Regions from separate parts of the Homo sapiens genome. Here region 2 is linked to region 1. Evidence: read pairs that join two places in POLR2A ChIA-PET (ENCODE). Cell type or tissue: A673. All regions are shown on one strand. Links, peaks and the distances in the headings refer to the core of each region. The heading gives the core; the rest is flanking DNA. Region 1 holds the start of LOC124902311 (a long non-coding RNA gene). Region 2 overlaps RABL6 (RAB, member RAS oncogene family like 6).

The links. ChIA-PET counts read pairs that join two places held together with the same protein. Peaks named below come from ENCODE experiments on the same cell type or tissue, not always from the same donor. Only the 100,000 strongest peaks of a DNase experiment are listed, where the experiment ranks them.
Region 2: POLR2A ChIA-PET joins it to region 1 with 11 read pairs; 2 of 35 experiments call an interaction of 5 or more read pairs at or near these places.

The regions. Positions count from the first base shown.
Region 1 is chr9:136,575,648-136,581,873 of GRCh38, forward strand. LOC124902311 (a long non-coding RNA gene) reads right to left here and starts at 2,030. Exons shown (of 2, transcript XR_007061866.1): 1 at 1,577-2,030; 2 at 1-317. RefSeq lists enhancers at 983-1,102, 3,143-3,669. In A673, for the core only: no CTCF peak of the experiment used is centred there; no DNase peak of the experiment used is centred there.
Region 2 is chr9:136,818,722-136,824,947 of GRCh38, forward strand. RABL6 (RAB, member RAS oncogene family like 6) reads left to right here. Exons shown (of 15, transcript NM_024718.5): 2 at 4,804-4,938. Among named protein-coding and RNA genes, the nearest start is that of MIR4292, 9.1 kb to the right of the region's middle. RefSeq lists an enhancer at 3,570-4,458. In A673, for the core only: no CTCF peak of the experiment used is centred there; DNase peaks (open chromatin) are centred at 2,390 and 2,990; H3K4me3 peaks cover 856 bases; H3K27ac peaks cover 1,376 bases.

The DNA of each region.
Region 1 (6,226 bases), core at 841-5,840:
GTTGTTGTCTGGTTTTACCCTCTCTCGTAAGGCTGGGCCTGAGTCCTGGCGAGAAGGGCAAGGCGCGGAGAGGCAGTGGACTGGCCTGAGGCCGCACCACCAGCGGGGCGGGGAGGACCAGGTCTGGAGCCGGGAGGTCTACACCTCTGGGGTCTGCTGATCTCCAGCTCTGCTGGCCTGCAGTGTTTTGGCTGCTGGCCTCTGCTGGGAGCTGGGGGAGGGTGGGGTGGCCTGGCAGAGGCCGAGGAGCCCAGCCCCACTTGAATCCAAGGCCGCGTGTCTGCAGGTTGGGGGTATCAGGGAGCAAGTCCAGCCACCTGGAAGAGGAGCCGAGGCAGAGGCTGAGGGTCCAGACAGAGGCCTCCTGCCTGCCCAGCTCTGCCAGTCGCTGTCACACACCGATGCTTGCAGAGACATAACAGGGTGTGGAGGTGACCGGGTGGCCTGGCAGGACCCCCAACAGGCACAGTCACCCGGGATCCGGCAGAGGACACCTTGTCAGGGCAGGCCTTGTGTGCAAAAACAGGTGCCGCGGGCCCAGCCTGCCCAGCCTGCCCAGCCTGGGGCCCGGACTCCACAAGATCTGGGGCTGCACCCAGCCCCCTGCCAGCCCCCTGCCAGCCCCCTGCCAGCCCCCTGCCTTCCCTCCATTTTCACCACCACATGCTTCTCTCTCTCCTCGTTCAGTCTCCCTCCCAAAGCTTCATTCCTGCCCGTTCATCAAGCCGTGTTTGCACATGAGGTGCTGTGCCAGGCCAAGGACCTCACTGCCAGCTGGGCCTGGCAAGGAGAGGGGAACTGACTCATCCTGGGAGCCCAGGGTGGTGGGGCTTTCCCCACTTGGGCCAGGGTAGTGGTGAGGAGGCTGTCTCCGGAGAGGCTGAGGTGAGGGCAGGAGTAGCGAGAAGATTTAGGGTCGTGGCAAGGCTGGCCTAGGCCCTGTGGGGTGGCAGGAGAGGGCAGAGCCCGGGACTCGGGTCCCCACTTCCAGCGGAGGCTGGGCTGTCAGGAGGGCCACACCCTCATCCACTCCTCAGTGCCCCCTCGTCCACTCCAGAGGACACAGTGGTCCCTGCCTCTTGGCCTCCCACCCTTGGCTCACAGCGCTCTGCTGGGAACTCCCCTCACTCCCCTTGAGTAACTGGGGGCCTTTGTTCCCCAGAGCAGTGAGCCAAATGGTGAATGGTGGCCCCCAAGAGCCATGTCCACCTCCCAAGTCCCGGAACCTGCAGATGTGCAGATGGAAACTTGTTTTTTTGTTTGTTTGTTTGTTTGTTTTTGGAGACAGACTCTCACTCTATCCCCCAAGCTGCAGTGCAGTGGCACGATCTCGGCTCACTGCAACCTCCGCCTCCCGGGTTCAAGCGATTCTCATGCCTCAGCTTCCTGAGTAGCTGGGATTACAGGCATCCACCGCCACACCCGGCTAATTTTGGTATTTTTAGTAGAGACGGGGTTTCACCACATTGGCCAGGCTGGTCTTGAACTCCTGACCTCAAGTGATCCGCCCGCCTCGGCCTCCCACAGTGCTGGGATTTCAGGTGTGAGCCGCCGCAAAGCCCAGCTGGAAACTTACTTGGAATTAGGGTCTTCGCAGTTGTGATCGAGGTAGGGATCTCCAGCAGATGATATTATCCTGGAGTACCTGGAAGGGCCCTAAATCCAGTGACAGGTGTCCTTCTAAGAGGTAGAAGAGGAGGCACAGACACAGAGAACAGGAGGCCACTTGGCAGTGGCGTGTGGAAATCTGAGTAGACAGTGGCTGAGGCTTCCCCCGTGCCTGTCGGCCCCATCCAGGCTCCAGGAAGAAGGAGGTGTCTGTCCTTTTCTCTCTCACGCTGTGTCCTCAGCACCTAGAACGTAACAGGTATTTGTCTGCGGATGGACACAAAAAGAGGCGAGACTGGATCAGAGATCCCAGCGAGCAGCGCCCAGGCTCCAGGGCCGGAGGAGCTGCGGGGCTCGGACAAACCCCAGGTGCTGGCGGCATCACCGCGGGCTCCTTTGACTTCAAGACCCATAAGTGTAAGGCCGGGTGCGGTGGCTCACGCCTGTAATCCCAGCACTTTGGGAGGCTGAGGTGGGTGGATCACGAGGTCAGGAGATCGAGACCATCCTGACTAACACGGTGAAACCCCGTCTCTACTAAAAATACAAAAAAATTAGCCGGGCGTGGTTGCGGGTGCCTGTAGTCCCAGCTACTCAGGAGGCTGAGGCAGGAGAATGGCATGAGCCCGGGAGGCGGAGCTTGCAGTGAGCCGAGATCGCGCCACTGCACTCCAGCCTGGGCGACAGAGCGAGACTCCATTTCAAAAAAAAAAAAAAAAAAAAAAAAAGACCCGTAAGTGTTCCCAGTCTTCCAGAAAATGCTGATTGCATCTAAAGAAGTAATCCCATAAACTGGAGGTAAATCTGCGCAAGAACGCGGGCTTTGGTTAAGATGGTTTTGGACAGGTGGAAACCAGCCAGCTCTGACGGTTCCAGCATGGGAGTGTGTGGCACGTAGGCATCCCTATCGTGACCATGCAGTCATCGCGCTGCGCTGCTGGCCTGGCACCTCCCGGATACCAAACACCCAGACAGCACCTCCTGCTGAAATCCCCACAAACACGGCCGGGGGACACTGAGGCCCAGAGGGTGGGGTGTGGGGGTGGCCTCGGGGCATGAGCCAGGCTCTGGGCCCCTCCCCACACCGGGGCTAGCTGGCTAGCTATTTCTCTTCCTGAGTGATGAGAACTTCGAGGCAGGGACGTTCTCTGAAAAGCCAGATACAACCTGAGCCCGCTGTGGTGCAGCAGTCGAGCCGCCGGGCGCCCCCACCGCTGTGGCCCAGGAGCCCTGCGCTGGGGAACCCTGATTTCCTGGCGGGAGGCTGTGTCTGTGGGACTCTGATTCACAATAGCGGGAAGATTCAAAGTGACAGGGTGAGGCTGTCAGTCCCAAGCCATGTCCCCTGAGAACACCATCAACCTGGAGTGTAAAATGTGACAAGGAAGAGGCTGGAAGGGGCCGCCCTCCCATCCCACTCCCCGGGGTCCGTGGGGCAGACCTTCACCTGCAAGTTTGCAGCCTGGACCAGGCAGCTTCTCAGGAAGCCCAGCCGGGAAGCTCTGTTGGGGAGCACTCTCCCCACCCAGCAACGTTCAGGGGCCTGGCCTGGGGCGGGGCCTGTAGTCAGAGGTCCCCGAGGCTGGGGGCCCACATGAGCCCAGCAGGGACTGCCATTCCCAAAGAAGTTATTTTTATGCCATAAGTGCTTGTGGGAAAGTGAGGGGGACCCATGGGAGGCAAGGGAAACATTGAGACCCCAGTCACGGGCAAGAAGGAAGGAACTGTTTGCTCCAATGAGGCTGCGCCCACCCCAGCCTGGGGAGGGACATGTGGGCGGGGCACCACAGGAGGAACAAGCTGGCCTTCTCCCACCTGGCTGAATGCCAGGGGTCAGGGGGAGGGTGGTGGCCCCACATCACAGGGCCCCTGGTCCTCCCAGGGGATGTGGCTGGGCGCTGGGGGAGGGGCTTGGAGCTCCACACTGGGGCCAGGCGCCTGGCCTCCGAAGGAGATGTGGGGTCTCTGGGACCCTCACCTCTGCCTTTAGCTCCGATTCAGGGCTCATTCTGGCCACTGAGCATGGCCGGGGATGGGGGCCCTGCCCCACACACTGGGTGCTGAAATGAGCCTGTTCAGACAGGACCCACGCAGTTTGTCTCCCTCAAAATCCAGGTGCCTCCTTCAGTTCCCAGCTGTGTTGAGCCACCTGGGGCCCAGGGCAGCCCTGGCAGGGCAGGGATGGTGTCTGCCCAGCTCTGCCTTCGGCCAGGCCCCCAGACCGTTTGAGGCTTCAGCCTCAAACCGGGACCTCCAGCAGGGTGAGCCTCCTGCAGGCAGTGCTCTTCCCCTGCGCTCACCTGCAGCCTCTGGGGCCCAACCCAAGACCCGCTTAGAAGGTAGCACATCCTGCTGGGAATACCCGCCCCTGCCTGGGCCTCCCCTCCCTCACCCCTACCTCTCCTTCACTCAGTCACTCGCTCGCTCACTCATTCACTCACTCCTTCACTCAATCACTCACTCACTCACTCATTCACTCACTCATTCACTCATTCACTCACTCATTCACTCCTTCGCTCATTCATTCACTCACTCATTTACTCACTCATTCATTCACTCACCCACTCATTCACTCACTTGCTCATTCACTCACTCACTCATTCCCTCACTCATTCTCTCTCACTCCCTGACTCATTCACTCACTCACTCATTCCCTCACTCACTCATTCCCTCACTCATTCCCTCACTCATTCTCTCACTCACTCCCTGACTCATTCACTCACTCACTCATTCACTCACTTATTCCCTCATTCATTCACTCATTCACTCACTCATTCACTCATTCACTCGTTCACTTACTCACTCACTCACTCGTTCACTCACTCATTCACTCACTCACTCACTCGTTCACTCATTCACTCACTCACTCACTCGTTCACTCACTCACTCACTCACTCGTTCACTCACTCACTCACTCATTCACTCACTCATTCACTCACTCACTCGTTCACTCACTCATTCACTCACTCACTCGTTCACTCACTCATTCACTCACTCACTCACTCGTTCACTCACTCACTCATTCCCTCACTCACTCGTTCACTCACTCACTTATTTGCTCACTCATTCACTCACTCACTCATTCACTCATTCCCTCATTCACTCACTCACTCACTCGTTCACTCACTCACTCATTCCCTCACTCACTCGTTCACTCACTCACTTATTCGCTCACTCATTCACTCACTCACTCATTCACTCATTCCCTCATTCATTCACTCATTCCCTCACTCACTCATTCACTCACTCACTCACTCATTCGCTCGTTCACTCACTCACTCATTTGCTCGTTCACTCACTCACTCATTTGCTCACTCACTCACTCATTCACTCACTCACTCATTCACTCACTCATTCACTCACTCACTCATTCACTCACTCATTCACTCACTCACTCATTCACTCACTCGTTCACTCATTCACTCACTCACTCACTCGTTCACTCACTCACTCACTCACTCGTTCACTCACTCACTCACTCATTCACTCACTCATTCACTCACTCACTCGTTCACTCACTCATTCACTCACTCACTCGTTCACTCACTCATTCACTCACTCACTCACTCGTTCACTCACTCACTCATTCCCTCACTCACTCGTTCACTCACTCACTTATTTGCTCACTCATTCACTCACTCACTCATTCACTCATTCCCTCATTCACTCACTCACTCACTCGTTCACTCACTCACTCATTCCCTCACTCACTCGTTCACTCACTCACTTATTCGCTCACTCATTCACTCACTCACTCATTCACTCATTCCCTCATTCATTCACTCATTCCCTCACTCACTCATTCACTCACTCACTCACTCATTCGCTCGTTCACTCACTCACTCATTTGCTCGTTCACTCACTCACTCATTTGCTCACTCACTCACTCATTCACTCACTCACTCATTCACTCACTCATTCACTCACTCACTCATTCACTCACTCATTCACTCACTCACTCATTCCCTCACTCACTCATTCCCTCACTCACTCATTCGCTCGTTCACTCACTCACTCATTTGCTCATTCACTCACTCACTCATTTGCTCACTCACTCATTCATTCACTCATTCCCTCATTCATTCACTCACTCATTCACTCACTCATTCACTCGTTCACTCACTCACTCACTCGTTCACTCACTCACTCATTCACTCATTCACTTGTTCACTCACTCACTCATTCACTCACTCATTCACTCACCCACTCATTCACTCACTCATTCACTCACTCATTCACTCACTCACTCATTCCCTCACTCACCCATTCACTCACTCACTCACTCACTCATTCACTCACTCACTCACTCATTCACTCACTCATTCCCTCATTCATTCACTCATTCACTCACTCACTCACTCATTCACTCACTCATTCACTCACTCATTCACTCACTCATTCACTCGCTTACTCACTCACTCGCTCACTTACTCATTCACTTGCTCACTCACTCGCTCACTTACTCGTTCACTCACTCACTCCCTCGCTCATTCACTCCCTCGCTCCCTCACTCACTCGCTAACTTACTCATTCACTCACTCACTCACTCCCTTGCTCATTCACTCCCTCACTCACCCACTCTCTCACTCTTCAATCACTCACTCATTCACGCATTCAT
Region 2 (6,226 bases), core at 304-5,303, 240 kb after region 1:
GCAACAGAGTGAGACTTAATCAAAAAAAAAAAAGGAAAGAAAAGGAATAAGCGTTGGTTATGTTAATCAGTGGTGATCATGATTTATATAGGGTATATAAAAGAAGAAACTACCAGAAGTAACACAGCCCAGGGTGAAGCTGGACAGTCAAGGCGTTCAGATCTCTATATTATTATTAAGAAGAAGTGTTAACTTCAGACTTCACTGCAGCAGATGTGAGTGTTGAAAACTTAAGGGTTCCCAAAGTGTAGAAACAGGTTGCAAATCTTCCAAATAAATACCAGGTAGAAAGAATACTTTCTGAAAACCACCTTGTCCAGGCCGGGCGCGGTGGCTCACGCCTGTAATCCCAGCACTTTGGGAGGCCAAGGCGAGTGGATCACGAGGTCAGGAGATCGAGACCATCCTGGCTAACATGGTGAAACCCCGTCTCTAATAAAAATACAAAAAATTAGCCGGGCGTGGTGGCGGGCGCCTGTAGTCCCAGCTACTCGGGAGGCTGAGGCAGGAGAATGGCGTGAACCCGGGAGGCGGAGCTTGCAGTGAGCCGAGATGGTGCCACTGCACTCCAGCCTGGGCAGCAGAACGAGACTCCGTCTCAAGAAAAAAAAAAAAAAAAAAAGAAAACCACCTTGTCCAGCTTTAATCAAAGGCATAGAAGGCTGGGGGAGGGGCAAGGGAACCAGAGCTGTAACTAAAAATCATAAAATAACATGGCAGCAGCAGTTGTCAGTAAACAGAACTCACCAGCTCGAAAGAATGTGAGATTCGAGGAATTTTTTTTTCTTTAATTTGGCTATGTGGTGTATAAGAGACACATCCAAAACATAATGGTGTCGAAAGGTTGAAAGTTAGGAGTTGGAAACAAGACACTAGGTAAACATTAACCATAAGAAAGCTGCTCTAGCTATAGTCCTAGTGCTACAGCGACAGTGATGCCATATGCAGAATATACTTCAAAATGAAAGAGAGCGGGTAGAAATGTGAAGGGTTACCGCAGGCTCAGAGAAAGTCTCTGGACCTGAAGGCTCAAGGAACATTGATTAAAGTGGACCATCCTCACTGGTGCCGTGGCTTATACCTGTAATCCCAGCACTTTGGGAGGCCAAGGCAGGAGGATTGCTTGAGCCCAGGAGGTCGAGACCAGCTTGGGCAAAAAGCAAGACCCTGTCTCTAAGAAAAAAATAGTAAAAAAACTAGGCATGGGGTGGTGGCTCACATCTGTAATCCTAGCACTTTAGGAGGCCAAGATGGGCGGATTGCCTGAGCTCAGGAGTTTGAGACCAGCCCGGGCAAAATGGTGAACCCCTGTCTCTACTAAAATACAGAAAATTAGGCATGGCGGCTTGCGCCTGTAGTCCCAGCTACTTGGGAGGCTGAGATGGGAGAATCACTGGAATCCAGTAGGTGGAGGTTGCAGTTAGCTGAGATCACACCACTGCACTCCAGCCTGTGCGGCAGAGTGAGACTCCATCTTCCAAAAAAAAAAAAAAAAAAAAAAAATTAGCTGGCAGATGTCTGTAGTCTGAGCTACTTGGGAGGCTAAGGTGGGAGGATCACTTGAGCCCAGGAGATTGAGGCTGCAGTGAGCTAGGATGGTGCCACTGTGCTGGCTCTAGCCTGGGTGACAGTGAGACCCTGTTTGTAAAAATAATTTTGTTGTTTTTTTTGAGACGGTTCTGTTCTGTTGCCCAGGCTGGAGTGCAGTGGTGTGATCTTGGCTCACTGCAACCTCCACCTCCTGGGGTTAAGCAATTCTCCTGCCTCAGCCTCCTGAGTAGCTGGGATTACAGGTGTCCACCACCACACCCGGCTAATTTTGTATTTTTAGTAGATACGGGGTTTCTCCATGTTGTCCAGGCTGGTCTCGAACTCCTGAGCTCAGGTGATCCGCCCGCCTCGGCCTCCCAAAGTGCTGGGATTAGAGGCGTGAGCCACCGTGCCCGGCCAATAATAATTTTTAAAAAGCAAAAATAAAATCAAAGGAAGGTTTAGAAAATAAAGGGAAAATCTCACAGCAAAATGACAGCTGGTAAATGATATGAAAAAAATAAACAGAGGCTGAGTGTGGGTGTTGCAGTATCCGAATAATATATATTACGAAAAGAGAAAAATATCAATGGAAATTCAAGGAAAAGTGCGGCCAAGACGTCCTTCAGTAGATGAATGGATCAACTCCGTGCATCCAGATGGTGGAACATTATTTAGTCCTGAAAAGATGTTCTCAAGCCGTGGAGAGGCCTGCATGAGCCTTAAGTGCGTATCGCTGAGTGAGAGAAATTATTCTGTGTGACCCCAACTCTCCGACGTTCTGCAGAAGCCAAACTGGCCAGATGCCTGGAATGAGCTCCCCGCGTTCATGAGGGCTGGTTTCCGGCAGTGGCATTGGGAGGCTTTGTTAACATTGGTTCTTGTGCTTGTCTGCCTTGTTTAAGTTCCTTACAAAGAGCATGTGCCATTTTTACAAAATGAAGGAAGTGGGTTCTGTCCCGTAGGGTTGAGGAGCCGAGATGCGGGGACCAAGGGACGTCAGCGCGTTGGTTCTGGCCGCGGGAAAACGGGCGGTCGCTGTGACCGTCTCTGCGCTCTCCGCGTTGCTAACGCCCCACTCCCGGGAAAGACCCGGAGACGGGACCACCGCATGTGGAAACCACCGGGAAGCACAGCGCGTGGGCCGCCTGAGCGGTGCCGGGGCGGGGAGGCAGGGCCGCCGCTCAGGCCGTGGACCTCGGGGCCGCGGGACGGACGTGGATGGCGCCGCCGTTCTCTCGCGGGCCCAGCGAGGCTATGCGTGCGCGGCCCGGGCAGTCTCTGCGAGCCCGGGCTGCTGCTCATCTGGGGGGGACGGCGGCCGCCCGACTGAGCCCAGAGCTGTGGGCCGCGCCCGGGTTCCTGCCTCGGGCCGGAGGAGGGAGGGCGCCGCGGCCCGTCTCGGGCCTCCCGCCGCGCTGGGGCCTGGCTCCCTCCTGGCTGCGCTGAGCGCCTGCGGCTCCGCTTGGGGCTGCTGTGCTCTCCACAGGCCGGGCCGCCGGGCTGGAGGGCGCTGCAGGCGGCCTCTGTTCTCCAAGTTCTCCGCGGGAGAGGGAGGGGAACGAGGGCCCAGCCTTCCGCGGGGTGGGCTCGGCCGGGAGAAGCGCGGAGCCTCCTGGCTGCCCCCAGCCGGTGCGGCCGCCACCGTGGCCGTGAGGGCGCCTGGGTCCCCTCTGGAGGTTTTGCCGCAGCGCTGGCCGGCGCCGAGATATGACCAGAGGCGTTGAAAGTTGGCGCGTTGAGGTACCTAGGATGGGCGAGGAAATGAACAAGCTTCAGGGGAGAAGAAATGACTGTGGGAACAGGTGCCTTGAGGTAGAGGGAGGGGACTGGGCCAGGAGAGAGGAGCCGGGTGGGGCACAGGGACAGCCCAGGGTCCCTCAGAGCTTCGAGGCCGGGCGCCCTCTGCGTTGGGAGCTTGGGGTCCCCCTGACAGAAAACCTGGGGGGGGCGTTGCGGGAGTGAGAGGAGGCTGCAGACCTGACACAGATGGGGGAGCGGGCGGGAGGCCCGAGACCTGGGGAAGTGGGAGGAGCCTGCAGACCTGCTCCTTGGTTGCCTCTGCTCCCCACCAACCCGGCTCCCTTCCCTGGCTTCCCTGGCTCTCCCCTCCTGGAAACGTGGAGGACGGCCAGGGCTTCTCTCTCCCCCGTGCCTGTGGTGGGTTCACCAAGGCCTGTGTGAGAAGCTCTCGGGGTCTGCCCAGGTCCGAGGGCAGCTGTCTCAGTGCTGGCTGCTGCGTCCGCACAGCTTCTCGGTCATTCTCGATCCTGTTCTTCCAGCACCTCCGCAGGCTGGGTGTTCTTAGTCCAGTCGGGTGCCAGGTCCATCCCCATCTCCACCCGTTCTGAGCCACCTCCCGCCTTTGCTAAGTCCGTGCTCCCCTCCCAGCTGCCCTCCCTCCCCCATCACATTTTCAAAACAAGCTGGGCAGTGGCCTCTCCAACCCAGCCCCGGAGCAAGCAGGCCCAGGCCCGGGGCTACCCGGCACACACGCGTTGTGCGTGAGCTGGGATGCAGGCCCCGCGTTCTGCAGAATTGTGCACTGAAGACGCCAGGGCTCGCAGTGGCTCACGTCTGTAATCCCAGCACTTTGGGAGGCCAAGGCGGGCGGATCACGAGGTCAGGAGATCGAGACCACCCTGGCTAACACGGTGAAACCCCGTCTCTACTAAAAATACAAAAAATTAGCTGGACATGGTGGCGGGCGCCTGTAGTCCCAGCTACTCGGGAGGCTGAGACAGGAGAATGGCGTGAACCCGGGAGGTGGAGCTTGCAGTGAGCCGAGATAGCACCACTGCAGTACGGCCTGGGCAAAAAAGCGAGACTCCGTCTCAAAAAAAAAAAAAAAAAGACTCCAGGGCTGCAGAAAACCTGGTTAGGAGCAATCCGCAGAAGCCTGGGGTGCTGTGGAGAGCTCCTCAGGTGGTGGGCCCTGACCCTGAGGGTCACCAGGGGTCCCAGGGGTGGGCTCTAGGGCAGAACCACGTCCTCCAAGTAGAAAGCCTGACCTGGCTCCAAGTAGAAAGCTGCCCCCTGGGCCCGGTTCGCCGTTGATGCTCTGTGTGCTGCCAGGTGTCCTCCTGATGGGAGAGGTTGCCATGGTACCCACCCATCGTCTTCCTCCCCTGCCTGCCGGTCACCTGGTCTGATTCTAGCAAGAAAGATGAAACAGGTGGCAGCAGAACCGGCTCTCCTTGTAGTTGCTCTTAAAGCTGCAGCTTGGGTTCGGTTCGTTTAATTTGCCTTTTCTTTTTCTCTTCCCGTCCCCAGTGAAGATAGTGATCCGGGGAGACAGGAACACGGGCAAGACAGCGCTGTGGCACCGCCTGCAGGGCCGGCCGTTCGTGGAGGAGTACATCCCCACACAGGAGATCCAGGTCACCAGCATCCACTGGAGCTACAAGAGTAAGTGTGGTGGGTGCCCCAGTGGGTTCGGGCTCCAGGCTTCTCCTCCCTCAGCCCTGGTTCCTGGGAGATGCATTCCCCAGAGGGGGTCTCCCCGAAGAGTTCTTGTCTGTGAGGGACCCTGCTGACGTGGGGGCCCTGGCGTGAACTCTGGGGCTCTTTTGGGGTGGATCACCCTGCTGCCTGAGTGAGCTTCATGAAGCCCCACTGACCTGGGAGGCTCAGCTTGGGGCAGCGTTGGCCGCAGGTGAGTGGGCACGCGGGCGCCTCGGGGGCTGAAAAGAGGTACATTCCGAGGAGCATTCCCTTGCCTGCACCCTCTTGGTGCACATGGTATTTTTTCTTGGGCCCCAGCCCGACATCTTCTCCACCACCAGAAACAGTAATAAGACCTTTGTTTGAGCCTTGCCCTTGTGGAAAGTTCGTGTCACTAAAAGGTTCAGTGAGGTGGGCTTGATGGTGGGATAGACCCCTCCCCCAGGTCTCAATTGGGTGTGGGTGGGCTGGGCCTGGGTAGATGCGGGAAGGTGGGGGAGGTGACAGCTGTGGCGAGGCTCCTGCTGTGGGAGGCAGAGCAGCTGCCCTGTGTGTTCAGAATCGTGACAGCAAAAAGCCTTGGGGCTGGTTTTTTTGTTTGTTTGTTCGTTTGTTTTTTGGTTTGGTTGGGTTTTTTTTTTTTTTTTTTTTTTTTGAGACAGAGTCTCACTGTCGCCCAGACTGGAATGCAGTGGTGAGATCTCGGCTCACTGGAACCTCCGCCTCCCGGGTTCAAGCAATTCTCTGCCTCAGCCTCCTGAGTAGCTGGGATTACAGGCGCCCGCCACCACACCCAGCTAATTATTTGTATTTTTAGTAGAGACGGGGTTTCACCATCTTGGCCAGGCTGGCCTTGAACTCCTGACCACGTGATTCACCCACGTTGGGCTCCCAAAGTGCTGGGATTATAGGCGTGAGCCACCACTCCCACCCAGGGCTGTTTTAAACACCTTTCCTTTTCACTGCAAAAAAAAAAAAACTAGTGGGTTACTAGTGGGAGGCAAAGATGAGTTTGAGCTGCCACGTGGTGACAGCTGACACTTGGACTGCTGTGCAGGAACAGCCGTGGAGTTGCTGGGCATCTGCTGCTCTCTAGGGCCTGGGAGGGTGGTGCTGGGCTGACAGGACACAGAGCCCACAGGGCCGGCGCACAGAAGCTCTACCTGCCACCGCACCCTCTTCCTGGTTTGGGGTGAGGCTGATGGCAGCGTTCATGCCCCTCTGCTCAGGCGACGTGGATGTGATTGGTGTG